Regions from separate parts of the Homo sapiens genome. Here region 2 is linked to region 1. Evidence: read pairs that join two places in POLR2A ChIA-PET (ENCODE). Cell type or tissue: MCF 10A. All regions are shown on one strand. Links, peaks and the distances in the headings refer to the core of each region. The heading gives the core; the rest is flanking DNA. Region 1 has its middle 33 kb from the start of LINC01732. Region 2 overlaps MR1 (major histocompatibility complex, class I-related).

Region 1 (10,712 bases), core at 2,329-6,328:
CTGCAACCTCTGCTTCCTGAGCTCAAGAGGTTCTCCAGTCTTAGCCTCCTGAGTATCTGGGACTACAGGCATGAACCACTAATGCCCGGCTAATTTTTTTGTATTTTTGTAGAGATGGGGTTTTGCCGTGTTGGCCAGGCTGGTCTTGAACTCCTGAGCTCTAAGTGATCTGCCCACCTCAGCTTCCCAAAGTGCTGGGATTACAGGCATGAGCCACCGTGCCCACCAGGATAAGCTATTTTTAACTTTGTCTCCCAAATTTTGAGAAGTGTCCTGTTCTGAGGCCTGAATGCAACTCTGAATTGCCCTTTGGGCATTTCTTTGACTCCTGATCACATTTCTGATAATTTATATTTCCCACTCCACCCCATCTACAAGGTTTTAGGGTATTTGTGAAGAAAGGAGTATCAACAATGTACTACTTTTAAACATAAATAACTAGATTATGTATTAAAGTCATATTCATCACTGATTCGTACATGCATGAGTATATACTTTCTTATTGATATCTGTACTTTCTTATTGATCAATACTTGACAAAGCACTTGCTGGCATAGGCAAAATGGCATCTCCTTCTTCCTTTTGGCATTCAGTTAAAACAATCCACACAGGCTTCATCTTCCTTTCTTCTCTTTTTCCTTCCCCTCCCTTCCTGGCCTGGAAGAGTCACATAGGGCCCCTATGGGGTACTGACAGAGAGGGGGCTGCTGTGTGGAGTTCACTGATGATATGCCTGCTGGCACCTAAGGATACAGGGCACTAGAGGTGGGGACAGGGAGTAGAGGTGAAAGACACAGCTGCTGTCATTGGGAGATTGATTACGTTACAAAAATAAGTAAACTTATTGAGCAAATAAGTACATATCTTGAGGATAATGACAGTCCGGTTTCTTACTGTTGGAGAAGAGAATTACAAATATAGAAAAGAAGGAAACTATAAAGAACACTGAGGTGGATTGGAACTGGAGGTGTGAGTATCATCGACTTACTGTTTTCTGATATATAAACACAGGTAGATATGGAAATAGTTGTAGATGTGTGTATACACCTGTGAGTGTACATATGCACACATATATTTCCTAGATCTGTCCACTCAACAGGCCTAGAAGCAATGACACCTCAGTAACAAGAAGCACACTAAGGGCTCAGATTTTGGTTCCTAAACACCATCCTCCACTACAAGAAGGCAGGGCTCCTTGGAGAAAGAGCTAATTCCAGGCTGGAGAAGGAAAAGTACCATGATGAGCCTTGGTCATTTTGTAGTGCCAGAAAGTAAGACAGTGCTGAGAATGGTGGAGATGTGTCAGAAGGAGGCAGGAGCCAAGCTGAAGGGACTCCACTGGCCATATCTGGAGCAATGTGAACATCAAAATAAACAAGGACGGCAATGGAATACAATCCATTGAATAAAACAAGATTCCCTACTGAAATAAATATGCAAACGAACATAGAAAATGGGAAAGCTTTGTATTACAGTAGCCCACCAACTAATAAAATGAAAAGGAATGATGGAAATAGAAAACCATAATTTGGAAACTGTCATAGTTGTGGTTGATTCTGGCAGGAGACATCAATGGAGGCTAAGATTGGGAGATGCAAGTTTGATAAAGAACAGGATTACCTCCCCACAAAATGCCATCAATTTAAAGGGGGTAAATGGGGTCTTTATAGGAGAGAAACCTGGCAGACAAACGTTGGTACGTGACTGGTGATCAAAATAAACAGTTCCAGTTGTGGAATGGATTGACATCCTATGTCTCCTCCTTCCACCCCATGCAATTTGCTGAAATGAGAATAGCATCATTTCTGTGGTGTTCTTATCAAGGGAGCATGACCCAAGTCTGGACACCAGGACATTAGACAGACCCAGGGACGTCCTGCAGAATGAAAGGTTTGTACTCTTTAAAACAGTCGATGACATGAAAGACAGGGAAAGACTAAGAAACTGTTTCAAATTGGAGAAAACTAAAGAGGCACAAGAACCATGCAACTTGTATTCCTGGATATGATCTTGGACTAGAAAGGAAAAAGAGACATTGTTGGGACAGCTTGAAAATTTTGAATGGGGTCTGTGGATTGGATGGCAGATGTGTCCAAGTGCAAGCCCTGACTTGAAAGGTTCTATGGTGGCTATGTAGGAGATTATATAGTCCTAGTTCTGTAATAAATGATTTAACATGGCCAGGTGTGGTGGCTCATGCCTCTAATCCCAGCACTTTGGGAGGCCAAAGCAGGCAGATCACTTGAGGTCAGGAGTTCAAGACCAGCTTGGCCAACATGGTGAAATCCCCGTCTCTACTAAAAATACAAAAATGGCCCTGGCATCGTGGCGGGTGCCTGTAATCCCAGCCACTCAGGAGGCTGAGACAGGAGAATCGCTTGAACCCAGAAGGCAGAGGTTGCAGTGAGCCAAAATTGCGCCACTGCACTCCAGCCTGGGCAACAGAGTGAGACTCTATCTCAAATAAATAAATAAATACATAAATGATTTAACAGTTTGCCAAGGACCAAGGGAACAGCTTCCTCACTTCACGCAACAGAACATATAAAGATACATTTGAAACATCTTCATCCTTTGTTTATTTTCTAATATAATATGCTGAACTCCATCTAACATCATGGCATGGCCCCAACATCCTCTTTGGCCATTTGTCTTTCAGTCTATCGCTAAGAATTTATCTTCTTCCTGACCTGCTACTTCCTGGTTTTCTAACTTCAGGAGCTTTTTGTTCATTGAGGGTGCAAGCTTTTATTCTGCCTTGAAGCACTCTCCCCATTAGCTAGGAGATTTTTTGACAAGAAAGGTGTATCTAAGCCCATTTTCTGTAAAATCTGTCATTGCCTAAGTGGTACCCTGCTGCTTGAGTCCTCATTCGTCTCCATGGCAATGTTCTGAAACTAGTCTGCTTGTGTAAGTTCAAGGCCCATCAAATTATTTACCCTAACAGAGTCTTTGTATCCCACCAATGCACACACAGACACATTCAGTGCATCATAGCAGCAACCTTCAAAAACGTAGCCACAGTTTGGTTTATATTCATTTCAGAAACAACCTCATCTTTTGAACTGGATAGTCCACTCATCAGCTGAGCTTCGTTTACTCATCCATTCATTCATGTGTGTGGGCTTAGTGAGGGGTGACATAAAAACTTACCTCTTCCTTGGGGGCTGGAGTAGGAATCAGGGATGGCTTCATGGAGGAGTAGTTAGCTGACCACTGAAGGAGAAGGGCTTTCCTGACAAAAACAAAGCACAAAAGCATGGAGCTATGAATGAGATGACCAGGCTGGGGAATGGGGTGAAGGAGGGTGGTAATGAGAGGTACAGAGGAGAGGCAAGAGAGAAGGATGGGAACACTCTCCTAAGTATAAAATACTGAGGAATTGGCACTTTTCTTTAAGGCACTGAGGAAGATTTTAGGAGGAAATGCAGCATCCTCCGATTCATGTTTTCAAAAGCTCTCATTTGCTGCTGCACTGAGGTTTGATTAAAGGGTAAAGTCTCAGGGGCAGAAACACACTGACGAGGGCCTGAGCACACCACAGAGTGAGGGTGCACGGTGGAGATTCAGGCACCACTTCAGAGGCAGGCTGGGGAGGACCCAGTGACCATCAGATGGAGGAGAGAGGGACACTGCAGGGATTTCTGAGCCTGTTTAATGTCCAAGAAGGGAGAGTGTGGGAGAGAAGATAAAGAGTTTCATTTGGTACAGTTTGAGGAGTCTCTGAGACATTTAGTAATAAAATTAGATTTTGGCACACCCCCTGTCCTCCAATTTCCCCACACCCTTCATTCTCTATCACAGGGATGAAGCAACCTGATGAGCTAATCTCCACTGAGGTTGAATTAAGATTTAAAGGTTTAACCTGTGACTCCCCCACAGGAATTGCATTTTCATTTAACAGGAGTACCACTTAGCCAATCTTAATCAAAGGAAGGACTCTCTTTTAGCAAAATTCCAGGCAATGTGATGAGCAAGTTGGGGAGATGTTTTCAGGCAGGGAGATCTGCCAAACACCCCTCATATCACATGACAGAGGCTACAGCTACAAACTGTCTTAGTGAAGAGAATTCCCTGTTGAAGTTTCCCCTTCATTCCAAAAAACCCAGTTCATCCCATAAACAAAGGGATCTTCCTCCAGGCAGGACGATGATCTCTTATGGTGGGGTGGCGGGACAGCAGATGTCACAGAGGCCTGGGGTCACTGAGTTCAAGTCCTGGGTCTGCCATTTATTGCTGTATAATCTTGGGCAGTTATTTAATTTTTCTCTAAGACTCGACTTCACCATCCATTAAACAGGAGTTCAGAGCATTTGCCTCTGAGGCTGTTGTGAGCCCAGATTTAAATCACATGGTCACTGTAAACACTAGTTCCTTCTCCTCCCACCCCCAACCCTCACCTCCCCAACTTATTACTTCAGACTTGAAACACCATCAGTCATTCTCACTGCCTCCACCATTTATCTCAGTGTCTTTCAACACCCAATTCACTTAGAGAAGCCTAATTTTCTTCCTGTTCATGCGCTATTAGCTGCTCTGACAACTCTAGGTGATGAAAACCCATTTGTGTGGGACAGGCTGAGCCTCCACACCCAGCGGAGCGGGCTGTGTCTGCGAGCCGCCTGCAGGGGGCAGCATCGGGCAGCGTAAGGCAACGCCAGGGCTCCCTTGTAAAACGCTGGGGTCGGTCTGGGGAGGGCCGCAGAGAAGGCGTTTCAATTCAGACTCCAGCTGACAAAGGATCCATTTTACTCCATGCGGGTCTGACGCAGTCTGTCAGAGAGTCAGGTCTTTGGTAAACAAGAGTGCAGGGAGTGGCTATCCAAAAGCAACCCCGACCCGCGCAAGTCCAGCAGCGTTTTTCCCAAACCCACACCGGGACTAGGTTACCTTTTAATAAGCACGGGTGAGAGAAGCAGAAGACATCTCCTTATGAACTCACGGGGCCCTTGTTGCGGATGCGCCTTTCACCCCCAGTGAAGTAGTGGGAGAGAGCCCTTGACAAGGACAAGAAGGGGAGCTTAACCTCCCCCTCCCCATAAGCATTTTTAGATTTTCCCACACACTCAGCCCCTTCGAGGAGTCCTGGAGAAAACAAAAGAAACAGACACAGATGCTGATTCTAAAGAAGCTATTAATATTGTTGAAAAGACATGCAGATGTGAAGCTGGGATGCAAGGGTACACATGATCATGCTCTGTTTCTGAGAAAGCCTGGTGGCTCCGTGTCCCCAAAGCCCCAGGATGCACAGGCCAACCTGGGATGAATTTCTATGATTTGTGAATTTGTTGACGTGGAAAAACAAAGGGGCAGAACGTTTAAAATCAATCAAGCCTGCCCTGGAAGTCCAGAATATGGGATCGCCGAAGGGACAGATGATCAGAGCTGTAGGAATTTGAGGAAGGGAGCTATTGATGAATGTGGTGTTAAGTGGCCTGGACAAGCCAGTGGACTTGGTCATTCCTGAGAGCCTCGGGCCTCTGTGCCAATGAGAGACACTCATCACCCACTCTCCTATTGACTTTGGCTGGGGAGGGGAACTGCTATGTCACCATGACATCATCACCTTCCAGGAATCATCGAGTCAGCCTCAGCCCTCGAGGCCCCGGAAGTGGAGGCCCCAAGGCAGGACCCACTCACTTCCTCCTAGCCAAAGGCCAGGGGAGAAGGGGCTGCTCCCCACAGAGCTTTGGGCCTGTTTTTCACCACCCTCTCCCAGTACTCAAGGCAGCCAGGACCTGACCCAGGGTAGGTCAGCTTTGCAAAGAGACAGACATCAGCATGGTGCCAGCTGCACCACGCCCACCCACACTCTCACACTGTGGGAGAGAGGCCCCCAGTGGAGAATGGCAGTGGCTGAGAGTTGAAATGCAAGCATCCCTGGTAGAGGTCGGGCTTGTAGCTTTACCAGTCCTTCATACCTCCTTATGTACATGAGCTTCTAAGGGAAAAAATGTGATGGAGGAAGGAATTAGGAATGAAGTAAGAGGGAGTGGGGGCTGGCAGGAACAAGTGCAGAAAGCCGAGGTGGGGAGGGCTAAAAGGAAACCTGTGCCCACTTCATAGCTGAAGGTCACTGCAGATCTGGTGTCACCTGCAGATAGTCATGGGGGGAGGCAGATCGGTCCAGGCCCATTCCTTTCCGGAAAGACAGTGAGCACCACACAGCTCAACTCATCCCATGGCCAGAAGCCCAGGTACAGCACCAGAGGGTATCCACCTGTGGCCCTCAGGGGGTGACTTCCTCTTGCCCTTTCCTCCAGCATAGTCACAGGTGCCTCCCCCATCTTCCCCATATCAGAACTTTCCCTTCTCTGCTAAGAGGATTCAAACCAGTATCTGTCCACACCACATCAGCATCTGTTTCATCTTTTCATTAAACTCAGTGTTCCATTGCTCTGTAAGCTGGTCTTAGGAAAAAGAAAATTAACCAGTAGGCAATAATACGATTTTCTAGCATGGCAAACATCCTATACTCCTCCTACCCCCACTAACACACACACACACATACACACACACACGTGTGCACACACACAATTGGCCATGTTTACTACATTGATTCACTTAATGCCAACAACACCCTGCCAGGTAAATATCTCCATCTTCCAGCTGAGAACACTGCAATTCAGAAAGGGAAAGGAAGTTCTCCAGGGCACACAACTAGTGAGTGACAAAGCCAGTCTCAGAAGCCAGGTCCGTCTGTCTCCAAGGAGCTGGGATCTTTGCATTTGGGTACTCTGACTCAAAATAGGAGCCTCCTCTGCCTCTGAGTCAGAAACTTTAAAATTAGAATTTCATTCAGCGATTCACAAAATCTTAAGGTTGGAAGAAATGTTGAAGGTTGTCCAGGTCCATGACCCGGCAGACATCTGCCTCTCCTGCATAGCAGTGTTCTGGCTTCTGCTTGGATGCTCCATATCCAGGAAGTGTCCTGGTTCAGCCCATGCCGGTTTAGAATTATTAGATGGTTCTAGTGGTTTTGGAGCTGAACTCTCTCCCTATAACATCCATGCATTGGGTCTCCTCTTGGGAACATACAGAACCTAAGCAGTGTCACCCCTAAATTCTCTTTCACCAGACTGTGTGTTCTCAAGTCCTTGCAAGCTGCTCTTATGTGGAGGTTTCTCCCCACTCTCCTCTGTATGGGGGTCTGGTTTGTCTGTTCAGTCTCGAAGGGAGACCCAGCATGACTGTAATTCTCCGGAAGGGAGCTGACCAGCCCTGAGAAGAATGGGAGCAGGTTCCACTGAGGAGACTGTAACTTGTTCATTTATTTACAGATCTTAATACACTGGGGACTCATTTTGACCTTATTATGAATGAAAACCCTTAAATGCCTTTCCCATATGCTGTCCCTAAGCCACACCCTTTCCTGCCCCTGTGCGGCTGGGTTTGAGATGTTTATAACCTGTTCTCTCGGGTTAGGCAATGGCCTGAACATGCTCTTGTATGGTCTGACCAGCCCCCTGCTGCCCGGGCCTCTCCTCAGTGCTCCCTGGCACTGCTGACCCTCTAGGGCCCAGCCACATCCTCCCTCTGGCCCTGCTCTGGTTGTCCACTCTGAGGCTCAGCCATGGGGCCTCCTAGGCCCACCTCTGCAGCATGCTGGCTCTTAATTCCCAGCCTCCTTATGCCCCGCAGGAGGCACCTGGGAAGTCGCGGATACACCTTCATGCAGGTCGTGGAGAAGCAAGGGCCACTGTCTCAGCCCTTCCTCTGACAGGACACAATTTGCCAGCATTTCCACCATGCCGGGGCTGCCCTGCAGACACCTGCAAGGGACTCTCTTCCCAGATATCCAAATGGGAAGTAGGCGGCAGGCCCCTCTACTTTCTACCTCCTATCTACCTATGTAGGCTGTTTCTACCACCTTGCCCCTACCCTTAGTTCATGGGTGGTGGGTGGGGCACACAGCATGGTACCCTGCTCCCTCATTGTGTCAATCTCCCTCCAAGCCTCTCCCAGCACCAGCTGGGTTTTTCTTCCTTCCTGTGGGGCAGGCACTTCCTTTGTGTGGAATCCTCTGTTCTCTCCACTGTGGCTTCACACATCAAGCCATGCTCAGATCCCCCCAGCTCTGCTCTGGATTTACAGAAGGGATCTTCTTGGAAAGTAGAAAAAATATATCCCTCTTATTAACCAGGCTCTCAAAATTATTGACTATTAGCTTGCTATGGACTTTTTAAAATCTGGTTTGAAACACAAAACTGAGGAAGGCTTCTCTGTTCTAGGATGTCTGGGGCTTCCCTAAAGCCACTAAACCCGTTGATTCAGTGAATAGGAGCACTTGATTACTGAGAGTGAAAATCCATTGTTTTAATATCTCAGAGATAATACTTGACTTCTTTCTCACGGCCCTAGACAAACATCTAAAGAACTTGCTCTTTTTGCCTCTTATATTCATACGTTCCTCTCCCTTTACCACCAAGTCCTTCACGTGTCCTGAATCTGTTTCTCCCAGGACTCTACTTGACTCTTCATAAACATACCCCTAACTTATTTTAGGGGATTCTCTTTCACTCATTAGTCATCCCACCATGTGGCACAAAGGTCACACCTCCAAAGGTGTGCCGGCATCTGCTCACATCACCGTGTTTTCAACACAGGCATTAGCATATTTAAAACCAATTAAACTGTGATTATTTTCACCCCAGCCACATTACTCTCAACCCACTTAAGATGGGTGGGAAAGTGGGGTTTGTTTGTGTTTAAACCACATAGCCCAATTTATTACAAGCATAGATGCAGCCCTGGCAACATAGTGAGACCCCATCTCTACAAAAAAATTAAAAGTTAGCTGGGCATGGTTGTGCATGTACCTGTAGTCCCAGCTACTGAGGAGGCTGAGGAAGGAGGATCGCTTGAGCACAGGAGTTTGAGGCTGCAGTGAGCTATGATCATACCACTGTACTCCAGCCTGGGCAACAAAGTGAGACCCTGTCTCAAAAAAATAACAATAAATGAAAAATAAAATAAGCGTAGATGCAGCAAGGTCTCCACCAATGGCTATACCTCCCCTGTGATCCTCCTGGAAGCATCATCCCCAATGGCATGTCCATCCTGGACACTGACTCCAGGGATTGGGCTTCTAAAGCTCATCCTCACCAAACCCAGCAGGGCCCTCTAACCACTAAGGCCCTCACACAACTCTGCTTGTCCTCCACTTTGAGTCAGTCACCAACCAGCACGACTTGGCAGGTTCTATAGCATCCACCTCCCAAAATCCCTTCACGCCATAACGCTTCCCGACCATGGGAGCATTTTGTCATCAATCTCTTCAATGTGCTTCATTCAACAAACATTTATGAACAGCCTCACAGTCAAGCACTGTTCTGGACTCTGCAACTATAACTATTAACAGGCTTCCAAAATTACATTCTGGTGGAGGAGACACAATGTAAAAGGACACACATGAAAAAACAGAGCACTGTGGATTGTTTTTTTGTTCTCTGAAGGAACAAATGGGATCAGCCAAGAGAGTAGAGGGAGGCCACTTTAGGAAGGGACATCAAGAAAGATGTCTCTGAGGTGGAGGCCAAGATTTAAACTACACCTGACAGGTGCATCCTACAGTCTCAGGACAGCCACAGAAGGAGCCCAGAGCCAGGAAGGAGCTGGATGTCTTCAGGCAGCCCAGGGCAATGTGGTGGCAGAGAAAAGAGAAAGGAGGCGAGAAGCAGGAGGAGCAGAGGGACAGGGACAGGCTCAAAGCCGGGGGTTTCACTCTCAAGGCTGGGAAGCAGCATGGCCTGACAGACAGTTCAGCGCTCACTCCAGCTACCAAGAGGGGAATGGAACCTGGGGTCGGCGCAGGGGTGCCAGTGGGGAATCAAGAGTCCCATAGGCGGGTGGGGTGTGGTGGCTCACGCCTGTAATCCCAGCACTGTGGGAGGCCGAGGCGGTCAAGGGGTTCACGACCAGCCTGGCCAACATGGTGAAACCCTGACTCTACTAAAAATGCAAAAATGCAAAAATTAGCCAGGCGTGGTGCTGTGTGCCTGTAATCCCAGCTACTCAGGAGGCTGAGGCAGAGAATTGCTTGAACCCGGGAGGCAGAGGTTGCAGTGAGTTGAGATCACGCCACTGCACTCCAGCCTGGGTGACAGAACAAGACTTCATCTCAAAAACAAAGAGTCCCATAGGTGATCACCTTGTGTGGATGAGAAGCAATGACTCGGGGTTGGCGAAGAAGACGGAAGGCCCTAGAAGGATGGAAATACAATCTGAAGGGAGGTGTATTTTGGAGGCAGGACTAACCATTGGCATATTGTTGTTGTCAGACTTTAGGACAGTGTGTGAAGGAGCATCTCACCCTGGGAGTCAGAGACACTGGGGTGAGGGAAGTGGTCACGCATCCACAGAGGTGAGGAGCTGCTCAAGGCAGGCCCCGCTGTCTGTGTGCGTGCTCCGTGTCTCTGTGTGTGTGTGGTGTGTCTATGTGTCTGTGGTGTGTCTGTGTGTGATGTGTGTCTGTGTGTGTGGCGTATGTCTCTGTGTGTGGTGTGTCTATGTGTCTGTGGTGTGTCTGTGTGTGATGTGTGTCTGTGTGTGTGGCGTATGTCTGTGTGTGTGGTGTGTCTGTGTGTCTGTGGTGTGTCTGTGTGTGTGGTGTGTCTGTGTGTCTGTGGTGTGTCTGTGTGGTGTGTCTATCTGTGTGGTATGTGTGTGGTGTGTCTGTGTGTCTGTGGTGTGTCTGTGTGTGGAGTGTCTGT
Region 2 (10,712 bases), core at 3,875-7,874, 99 kb after region 1:
ATGGTGTGAGCCACATTATCTACAGCCAGCCAGGAGAGGGTGTCTTTATTGAAGATCAGGAAATCCTGCCCGTCATATGCATACTGCAGAAATCCTGTGGTGCTTCCATCCTCCAGCAGCTCACAGCCAATCATTCTCTGGTAAGTGTGAGACCCTGGAACACACACAGAAGCCCAGAGGGGTCCACACAGAGACAGAGGTGGGCTCTCAAGTGCTGGGAGCAGGGGCATGGCTGGAAGCATCCTTTGGTCTACATTATGTCACCCCCCAGGCCTGCCATGGCATCGCTGAGTCCCCAGGAGGTCCCCCTTATGGAAGCCCACCTGTCAGCAGGTATCTGTGAAGTACCTACTGCCTGTCAAAGGAGTGTGCTAATTCCCGCCTTGGGGAGTTATCCTGTAATGGGAATGACTGATAAACTTTGTGGCTATTCTGACTGCAGTGGAGGAGGGAGAGAGATGCAGGAGCCAGAAATACCCCTGGGAAAGTTACTGTCGATACTCATAAGCAAGTCACTAGGCCTGACTACCAGGAAGTGAGACGCAGAATGGGCAAATTTAGAATGGAAAAGGAGATGCATATCAGAAGCCTGAGTGGAAATGGGATGCAGATACGGATACAGAGATGGGGAAGAGTGGGTGGGGCAAATGACAGAGTGCTCCTGGGGGAGAGAGGGACAGTCCAGAAGATGCACAGGCAGATGGGAGGCCCTGAACTCCACCAACCTGATTCCTCAGGCTTTGCCAAAGCTACAGCAGGTGCAATTCAGCATCCGCTTATTGGAGGCCAGCCCAGGGGTCTCTGCGGGTTGGGGTGGGATGGGGGAAGCGTCTGTCTCTGCCGCATGCACACCTGAGTGATTGTAGTGCCTCTGTAGGCGCTTCAGTTCCACCTTGAACATCTGCTGCCAGCCCCTCAGCAGCTGAGTGTACCTCTCCCAGTGATCAGGCGCGAGGTTCTCTGCCATCCATGGGGCCCGTGGCTCCTTCTGCCGAGTGACACTGTCATATGTGGTGATAGGGTGCGAGTCCACGTACCCAACCGAAATAAATTCAGGGACCCCATGGATGGGATCCGAAACGCCCAGGCGAAAATATCTCAGAGAGTGCGTCCCTGGAAAGGAGGCAAAGAAGGAAGACATGTAGGGTCCCAGATGATCCAGATCCTTCAACTGCATTCATTTAGCCCCACACGAGTGCTCCCTACTCAGCTGTACCCAGGCCTCCACGCCCCAGCTGCCATTTCCTCTTACAGAACCACAGAACCCAGGAACCGGGGCCTGGACAGGACGTAAGAGCTCCAGACCAGTGACTTGGAGCCTTTCTCGTTCAGGTTTGCAAATGCAGGATGGAATTTTATAGGTAATCTCAACTTGTAGACAAAATATAGAGTGCTGCTATGGTTGTAGGGGGAAGGGAGAAGACCACTCATTGGGGATACAGGGGGAGCTGTCCCTGCGGGAGCCCTCGGGAACTCTGAAGGCTTGAAAACCCTGATGACGCAGCCTTCTTCTTTTACCAAAGAAGCCTCTGGTGAATAAATGAGGACCCCCACTCCACCTCTGTGTGTGCACGTGTGGGCATATACACACAGGCACACAAACACATGCACTGAGCATTTTTTTTTTTTTGAGATGGAGTCTTGCTCTGTTGCCCAGGCTGGAGTGCAATGGCACGATCTCTGTTCACTGCAACCTCCGCCTCCTGGGTTCAAGTGATTGTCCTGCTCCAGCCTCCCAGGTAGCTGAGATTACAGGCACACACCACCACGCCTGGCTAATTTTTTGTAGTTTTAGTAGAGTCAGTGTTTCATCATGTTGGCCAGGCTGGTCTCAAACTCCTGACCTCATGATCTGCACACCTCGGCCTCCCAAAGTGCTGGGATTATAGGCATGAGCCACTGCGCCTGGCCGAAATTTATTTATTTATTTTATTTTATTTATTTTTTTGAGATGGAGTCTTGCTCTGTTGCCCAGGCTGGAGTGCAGTGGCACAAACTCGGCTCACTGCAACCTCCGCCTACCGGGTTCAAGCAATTCTCTGCCCCAGCCTCCAAAATAGCTGGGATAACAGGCACTGGTCACCACGCCTGGCTAATTTTTTTGTATTTTTAGTAGAGACAGGGTTTCACCATCTTGCCCAGGCTGGTCTTGTACTCCTGACCTCGTGATCCACCCACCTCGGCCTCCCAAAGTGCTGGGATTACAGGCGTGAGCCACCGCGCCTGGCCTATTTATTTTATTTATTTTTTATTTTTTATTTTTTAGAGACAGAGTCTCACTCTGTCGCCCAGGCTGGAGTGCAGTGGCATGATCTTGGCTTACTACAACCTCTGCCTTCTGGGTTCAAGTGATTCTCCTGCCTCAGCCTCCTGAGTAGCTGGGACTACAGGCGCGTGCCACCATGCCCAGCTAATTTTTGTATATTTTTAAAGTAGAGATGGGGTTTCACCATATTGACCAGGCTGGTCTCAAACTCCTGACCTCGTGATCCGCCTGCCTTGGCCTCCCAAAGTGCTGGGATTATGGGCGTGAACCACCGTGCCCAGCCTATTTATTTATTTTTTTGAGACAGAGTCTCACTCTGTTGCCCAGGCTGGAGTGCAGTGGCGTGACCTTGGCTCACTGCAACCTCTGCCTCCTGGGTTCAAGTGATTCTCCTGCCTCAGCCTACTGAGTAGCTGAGATTACAGGTATGTGCCAGCATGCCTGGCTAATTTTTGTATTTTTAGTAAAAACAGGGTTTTGCCATGTTAGTCAGGCTGGTCTCGAATTCCTGACCTCATGATCTGCCCACCTCGGCCTCCCAAATTGCTGGGATTACAGGTGTGAGCCACCATGGCCGGCCGAAATTTTTTTTTTTTTTAAAGCACAGTGCTTTTCCTATTATGTCAAACCACTGCTGTTAACCATTTTCTTATTCTTTTTCTACTTACTAGTTATAAGGATTGTAATAAGGGTTAAAAGTAAACCAAAATGAAACAAAACTGTTTGGCCCTCCCTGCTGTTCCCACATTGAACTTCTCTCCGCTTGTCCAAGAAGCTTAGGGCCTGACGGAGACAAAGTGGTTTCAAGGTGGCATTATGGGTGGTGGTGTGTCCGCAATTGGTGGGTTCTTGGTGTCACTGACTTCAAGAATGAAGCCGTGGACCCTCGCGGTGAGTGTTACAGCTCTTAAGGTGGCGCGTCTGGAGTTTTTTCCTTCTGATGTTCGGATGTGTTTGGAGTTTCTTCTTTCTGTTGGGTTGGTGCTCTCGCTGGCTCAGGAGTGAAGCTGCAGACCTTCGCAGTGAGTGTTACAGCTCTAAAGGCGGTGCGTCTGGAGTTGTTCGTTCCTCCTGGTGGGCTCGTGGTCTCGCTGGCTTCAGGAGTGAAGCTGCAGACCTTCGCCATGAGTGTCACAGCTCATAAAGGCAGTGTGGACCCAAAGAGTGAGCAGCAGCAGGATTTATTGCAAAGAGCGAAACAACAAAGCTTCCACAGTGTGGAAGCGGACCCGAGACGGTTGCCACTGCTGGCTCGGGCAGCCTGCTTTTATTCTCTTATCTGGCCCCACCCACATCCTGCTGATTGGTAGAGCCCAGTGGTCTGTTTTGACAGGGCACTGATTGGTGCGTTTACCATCCCTCAGCTAGACACAAAGGTTCTCCACGTCCCCACCAGATTAGCTAGATACAGTGTCCACACAAAGGTTCTCCAAGTCCCCACCAGAGTAGCTAGATGCAGAGTGTCGATTGGTGCAGTCACAAACCCTGAGCTAGACACAGGGTGCTGATTGGTGTTTACAAACCTTGAGCTAGATACAGAGTGCCGATTGGTGTATTTACAATCCCTTAGCTAGACATAAAGGTTCTCCACGTCCCCACCAGACTCAGGAGCCCAGCTGGCTTCACCCAGTGGATCCCCCACTGGGGCTGCAGGTGGAGCTGCCTGCCATTCCCGCGCCGTGCGCCCGCACTCCTCAGCCCTTGGGTGGTCATGGGACTGGCGCCGTGGAGCAGGGGTGGCGCTCATCGGGGAGGCTCGGGCCGCACAGAGGCCCATGGAGGGGGTGGGAGGCTCAGGCATGGCGGGCTGCAGGTCCCCAAGCCCTGCCCCGCAGGAAGGCAGCTAAGGCCCGGCGAGAAATCGAGCTGCAGCGCTGGTGGGCTGGCACTTCTGGGGGACCCAGTACACCCTCCGCAGCCGCTGGCCCGGGTGCTAAGCCCCTCATTGCCCGGGCCGGCAGGGCCGGCTGCCCCCAGTGCAGGGCCCGCCAAGCCCACGCCCACTTGGAACTCCAGCTGGCCCGCAAGCGCCGCCCGCAGCCCGGGTTCCCGCTCGCGCCTCTCCCTCCACACCTCCCTGCAAGCTGCGGGAGCGGGCTCCGGCTTTGGCCAGCCCAGAAAGGGGCTCCCACAGTGCAGCGGTGGGCTGAAGGGCTCCTCAAGTGCCGCCAAAGTGGGAGCCCAGGCAGCGGAGGCGCCAAGAGCGAGCTAGGGCTGTGAGGACTGCCAGCACGCTGTCACCTCTCAGTGTTATGGGATCCAAGCTGGTGTGGGCCCTTAGGAGAGACTTCCAGAGAAGGTGATGTCTTAGGGAGGTCTCAGGGACAGGTAGGAGGTGAGTAGGCAGAGGGGCTGGGAGGGGATGCAGGAGGGCGGGCAGGGGGAGCAGGGCAGAGACCACATGTGCAAGCAGGAGGTTCGAGAAGGCGGGGCGTGCATGGGAACCAAATGGCCTGGGACGTCTGGAGCACAGTGACAGGCGTCACGGGCAGAGGCGATGCCTGGGAGGTGGAGCCCAGGCTGAGAAGGCTACGTACCCCATGCCATCCCCAAAAGCTGGCAAATAGAAGGTATGCAGCCACAATGGCTTTCTTCCCCTACTCTGCCTGCCGGTGTCTGCAGATGCCCATGTCCAAGCCTTTTGTCCTGTTATCTCCTGCCATTCTGACCCATCTAAATCCTTCCCAGTCCTCAAAACCCACCTCCAAAAACATTTCATCCCTAAAACAGGATCATCCCTAAAATTTCATGGCTAAATTGAGATGACAGATGGAGGCTCACATACCAGAGATCCAGATATTTAAAAGGAATAAATCAATCTAACAAACTTGAAATATGTTCTATCCCCCCACCTTGAGAGATTGCCCTTTGTATGGCTTCGAAGACCAAGTTCAAATTAAAAAATCTCACACTGTGTGAAGTTCTGGGCCTGAATGGGGCGGCACAGAGAAAGCTGGTGTCTCCCTCCAGTCCCCGGCCCTCAGCCTGAGACTCACCTCTTTTTCTTCCTGTTTCTTGCTCCTTCCAGCACTGCCAAGGGCCTCCCACAATTAAACACCTCTACTTTTTTATTCAGGCTCAGCCACAAACTGCCTCTTGTCTGAGCTTGTCCTGGGCTTAAGTGATCCTCCCACCTCTTGGCCACCCCTCAGGCCTAGCAAGGCCCTCAAGGGCAGCCAGTCCACCTTTAGGAGGATGGGCCAAAGTGCGAGTTTGTTGTGTAAACCTCAGCAGCTCTGAGTCAGCTGAGTGGGGAACTCCAGGTTCCTGGGTGCCTGGAGTCTGGTCTAGAGTGGAGGGGCCCAGACACAGGGTTACCACCTCCCCTCAGCCTCACGCACTCCTCGCTCTGTGGGAAAGGATGTGGGTAGCAGAGGGCCAGAGTGGGGCTCTCTGAATGTGGGGCCATATCCAGGGGCTTCTCTTGCCTGTGTCTAAGAGCTGTACTACACAACACTTCCCCAGTCTTTCCAGATTGCCCACCCTGCTGCTGCCATCACCTTTAGGACCTCCCCTACATTCAGATCTTCTAACCTGGCCCTTGCCACTATAGAGAATCTTGCAAGGGTGAATACCACTTAATGATATTCATTCCTTCCTCCTCATTTATAAGCATATAGTTAAGAAAAAAGATCAGGCCGGGCGCAGTGGCTCACGCCTGTAATCCCAGCACTTTGGGAGGCCGACGCGGGCGGATCATGAGGTCAGGAGATCGAGACCAACCTGGCTAACATGGTGAAACCCCGTCTCTACTAAAAATACAAAAAATTAGCCAGGCGTTGTGGCAGGCACCTGTAGTCCCAGCTACTTGGGAGGCTGAGGCAGGAGAATGGTGTGAACCCGGGAGGCGGAGCTTGCAGTGAGCCAAGATCACGCCACTGCACTCCAGCCTGGGCGACAGAGTGAGACTCTGTCTCAAAAAAAAAAAAAAAAAAAAGATCAGACAAAAAAAAAAAATCAGCTCACAAAATAGTTGGATTAGCTTCTGTGCTACAAGTTTGTTTATATTTTTCTTTTCTCTAAAACTGCTTATGAAATAACTCATAATGTGCAGGTTATCTTTCAGAACTGACCACCCCAAGGCCAGGGTACCCTTACCTTGCATACTAGGAAAAACAAGAGGCCCTGAGAGGTATCTCCCAGAGCAACTGATTGTACTAGTTAGTGTATGTATGTGTGTGCATATGTGTGTGTGTGTATGACAGGGTTTTACTCTGTTGCCCAGCTGGAGTGCAGCGGCATGATCACAGCTCACTGTAGCCTTGAATTCCTGGGCTTAAGTGGTCCTCTCACCTCAGCCTCCTGAGTAGCTGGGATTATAAGCACGTCACCACTTCTTTTTAATAGAGACAGGGTCTGTGTTGCCCAGGCTGGTCTCAAATTCCTGGCCTTAAGTGATCCTCCCACTTTGGCCTCCCAAAGTGCTGGGATTAGAGATGTGAGCCACCACGCCCAGCAATTAAAATCATTGTTAGCACTTCTTTCTCCTTGCTCCTGGAGCTGGGGTGTAGCAGTTTGGCAGGGTTCAGAGTAGGTATCCCCGCCCCATGGGCTCCTCCCTCACAGGTGTTATCCTGCATGTCAGCTGCAATACTGAACAGGATGGAGGCTGGCCTCCCACAGGCTGGGGCAGCATAAGGTCCCAATGTCCCTCTGTATTGCTTTGACCTTTTACTTCCCCCTTCCCTTCCTGTGGTGGGTGAGGGCTTGGGTTGGGAGGGAAGACAGTGGAAGCCTCTGGGGTAGTCATGAGAGCCTCTTCATAAAAGTGTTGGTTCTTATGCAAACAAGAGCCAGAGATTGCATCAGAGCATGAGTTCTGTCGTAAAACCAATAGCTACCAGATTCTGCCTTCTGTTTCCCTCTGCTTACTACCTTCTACCTGCTTCTCAATCTTAAAGCACTTAAGAACAGGGACTTTGCTTTTTTCCTTTGTATTTCCTGCAAAGCTTAGCACAGGGAGCTTGGCACATGGTAGTAGCTTGGTAAATATTGGGTGAATTAAATTGTTGGTGAAACACTTTATTTCTGTGGTTTGGAATAATGAAATATGCTGAAATGAATATGAATCTATTTAACCTGGATCTTTTTTGAGACAGAGTCTCATTCTGTCGCCCAGGTTGGAGTGCAGTGGCGTGATCTCGGCTCACTGCGGCCTCTGCCTCCCTGCTTCAGGCAATTCTCCCTGCCCCAGCCTCCCAAGTAGCTGGGATTACAGGTGCCCACCATCACGCCTGGCTAATTTTTGTATTTTTTTTTAGTATAGACGGGTTTTTGCCACGTTGGCCAGGCTGGTCTTGAACTCCCGACCTCAGGTGATCTGCCTGCCTTGGTCTCCCAAAGTGCTGGGATTACAGGCGTGAGCCACCGCACCTGGCCTAAAAAATATTTTTGATTTGGCCGGGCGCGGTGGCTCACGCCTCTAATCCCAGCACTTTTGGAGGCCGAGGTGGGTGGATCACCTAAGGTCAGGAGTTCAAGACCAGCCTGACCAACATGGAGAAACCCCATCTCTACTAAAAATATAAAATTAGCCAGGCATGGTGGCGCATGCCTGTAATCCCAGCTACTAGGGAGGTGAGGCAGGAGAATCGCTTGAACCTGGGAGGTGGAGGTTGTGGTGAGCCGAGATCGCGCCACTGCACTCCAGCCTGGGCAACAAGAGCGAGACTCCATCTCAAAAAAAAAAAAAAAAAAATTATCTTTGATTCAAGGGAAGGCTGGTGAATGGAGAGTTGAACTGCAATCTGGGATCTGCAAAGGGTACTATATATATTCTGCAATTGATTTTGAAATAGTTCTATTTTTTCACATCTGGAAAGTTTTGTGGCTACACTGGAGGTACACAACTGTCTAAAGAAGGAGGACCCAAAAGGAGGAACAAGTTGTGAATATTAGTTCTCACACTTCCTTAATATTGATTTGTATATCCAATGCTTCTTCTGTGCCAGCCACTCTTCTAGGCCCTAAGCTTGTACCAGACCAAACAGATAAAAATGTCTGCCCTCATGGAGTCTACACCCTAGTCGGGGGAAGGGGAGAAGACAGACTAGAAAATAAAATATATAATTTTTTTAAAGTACAGTGAAGAAAAATAAAACTGCAAAGAGGAATGGGCAACACTATTTAAAAAAGGAAGGCGTATTAAGGAAGGTTTCCCACAAAGCTGAATTCTGAGCAAGTGCCTGCAAGGAGTTGGGGAGACAGGCAGGTGTCTGGGGACAGCAGTCTGGACAAGAAGGGCCATGCAAAGGCCCCTGGAAAGAACATGCCTGGCACATTCCAGGAGCAGCACAAAGGCCTGTGGCTGGAGTTGAGGGAGTGAGGGGAAAAGAAAGAGGGAGGAATCACTTCCATAGTTTTTCATGGGAAAAAATCCCCACGGAGAGCAGACTCCAGACAGAGAATGTGGAGAGGAGAAAAAAGAAGGAAGAAAAAAAGATGCTGTGTTGCTGAGCTAAGCTGGGTTGGTGTAGAACATCCCCTGGAATCTGGGTTTTCTATTTTTATGATCTCTGAGGTCTACATTCCTGATAGATGCCAACAAGCAAAAAAACCTCCAGTATTAACAACTTGGGGCATTAGTGCCCAATAGCAGGATTTATTCCAGTTAAGTATCACCAGCATCATCTCCAAACATAATATTTACAATTCATGTAACTTTGCTTTCTTATAAAAATGTAATTTTCACAAGAATTTGCATTATCTGAAGTTAAAAGAGGTAGATAGAGAGAAATATGGTCTGTTGACAATACTGTCCAAGTAAGTATTGTGCTTTATTTATTTATTTATTTATTTATTTATTTATTTATTTATTGAGACAGAGTCTCACTCTGTCACCCGGGCTGGAGTGCAGTGGCACAGTCTCTGCTCACTGCAACCTCTGCCTCCCAGGTTCAAGCGATTCTCCTGCCTCAGCCTCCCAAGTAGCTGAGATTACAGGCGCCTGCCACTACACCCAGCTAATTTTTTTATTTTTAGTAGAGATGGGGTTTCACCACGTTGGCCAGGCTGGTCTTGAACTCCTACCTCATGATTCCCCCTGCCTTGGCCTCCCAAAGTGCTGGGATTACAGACATGAGCCACCGTGCCTGGCTGTGTCTTTCTTTCTTTCTGGGTTTTTTTTTTTTTTAACTTCAATCTAATTCTGATGCCTGGTTTTGAAACAGTTGTTCTCCACCAGCCAGCCTTGACTTCAAAGTCCAGGCACCTAAAGGCTGGACTTGCTTTTTCAGTCACACCCATCCACCACTGGTTCAGCCCAGCGTGGCTCTGCTCCAGGACATCACAGTCCCTTCCTCTTCATTTGCCATGGGCCCAGTTACCCATCTGGTGCCTCCACAGGAACAAGTCATGCTTGCTCCTTAGCTGGGCCTTTAAAATGTTACCTCTGCTGTGGTGGGAAGTTGATTGACACATGTTCAGTCAGTAACTCACAACAGAAAAGATGAGGAAAAGTCCAGGTACCCTCTCTCTCCTAGTACATTAAAACTTGTGATAATTTATATCCCACCAGGATTTGTTGCAGACATAATCAGATTTCGAATCATTTGGAAAGGCCAATATTTTACCATTTTTGACCTATAAAAATGGCAATTTCATATCATTTGATCTAATCTTCCATTTCTCTTTTCTCGCCCTAATAATTTTGAAATTAAGTCTCTCTCTCCCTTTCCATGAACAGATAGATCATCAGCATCAACTCACTTATTAAGCTGAAATATACAATTTAGAATTTGGTATTCTGTCTAAACCAGTCAAGCTACTTCTCAAAAGGCATCTCCTGCCCAGTCTCATCAGCTTCTGACAGATAGTGCTGGAGAACCCGAACGACACAACCAAAAACTCTTAGGCTAGGTGCAATGGCTACTTGATAGTTCTAAATCATGTTCCCTTTAACCTGTCCATTAACCAGTTGGGCCATTCTTACAAAAGGCTGTGAAAATCACTGGATTGTAAAATAATTGATGAAGTGTTTTCACTTCATCCATGAGGGCAATTTTTCTTTTCTTTTTTCTTTTTTTTTTTTTTTTGAGATGGAGTCTCGCTCTGACACCCAGGCTGGAGTGCAGTGGCATGATCTTGGCTCACTGCAACCTCTGCCTCCTGGGTTCAAGCAATTCTCCTGCCTCAGCCTCCAGAGTAGTTGGGATTATAGGCGCCCACCACTACACTCAGCTAATTTTTGTATTTTTAGTAGAGACAGGGTTTCACCATGTTGGTCAGGCTGGTCTCGAACTCATGACCTCAGGTGATCCACCCACCTCAGCCTCCCAAAATGTTGGGATTACAGGCGTGAGCCACCGCGCCCGGCCTCATGGGGGCAATTATTTATTTAGTGTCTACTATGTACAAGGAATTGGAGGCAATGTTAGGAAGAGAAGAACAAATCAAATACCAGCTCTTTCCTCCAGGAACTTACAGTATTATTGGGGAGCTAAAGCAC

The links. ChIA-PET counts read pairs that join two places held together with the same protein. Peaks named below come from ENCODE experiments on the same cell type or tissue, not always from the same donor. Only the 100,000 strongest peaks of a DNase experiment are listed, where the experiment ranks them.
Region 2: POLR2A ChIA-PET joins it to region 1 with 24 read pairs; 13 of 35 experiments call an interaction of 5 or more read pairs at or near these places.

What each region holds. Positions count from the first base shown.
Region 1 is chr1:181,136,579-181,147,290 of GRCh38, reverse strand. No RefSeq gene overlaps it. Among named protein-coding and RNA genes, the nearest start is that of LINC01732, 33 kb to the left of the region's middle. RefSeq lists enhancers at 5,168-5,668, 5,680-5,759, 5,669-6,169 and a cis regulatory region at 5,315-5,864. In MCF 10A, for the core only: a CTCF peak has its summit at 4,614 (motif pointing right); DNase peaks (open chromatin) are centred at 4,640 and 5,530.
Region 2 is chr1:181,039,453-181,050,164 of GRCh38, reverse strand. MR1 (major histocompatibility complex, class I-related) reads right to left here. Exons shown (of 6, transcript NM_001385161.1): 2 at 853-1,113; 3 at 1-154. Among named protein-coding and RNA genes, the nearest start is that of MR1, 11 kb to the right of the region's middle. RefSeq lists enhancers at 3,502-4,004, 5,323-5,562, 5,683-5,822 and a silencer at 5,122-5,271. In MCF 10A, for the core only: no CTCF peak of the experiment used is centred there; DNase peaks (open chromatin) are centred at 5,414 and 7,044.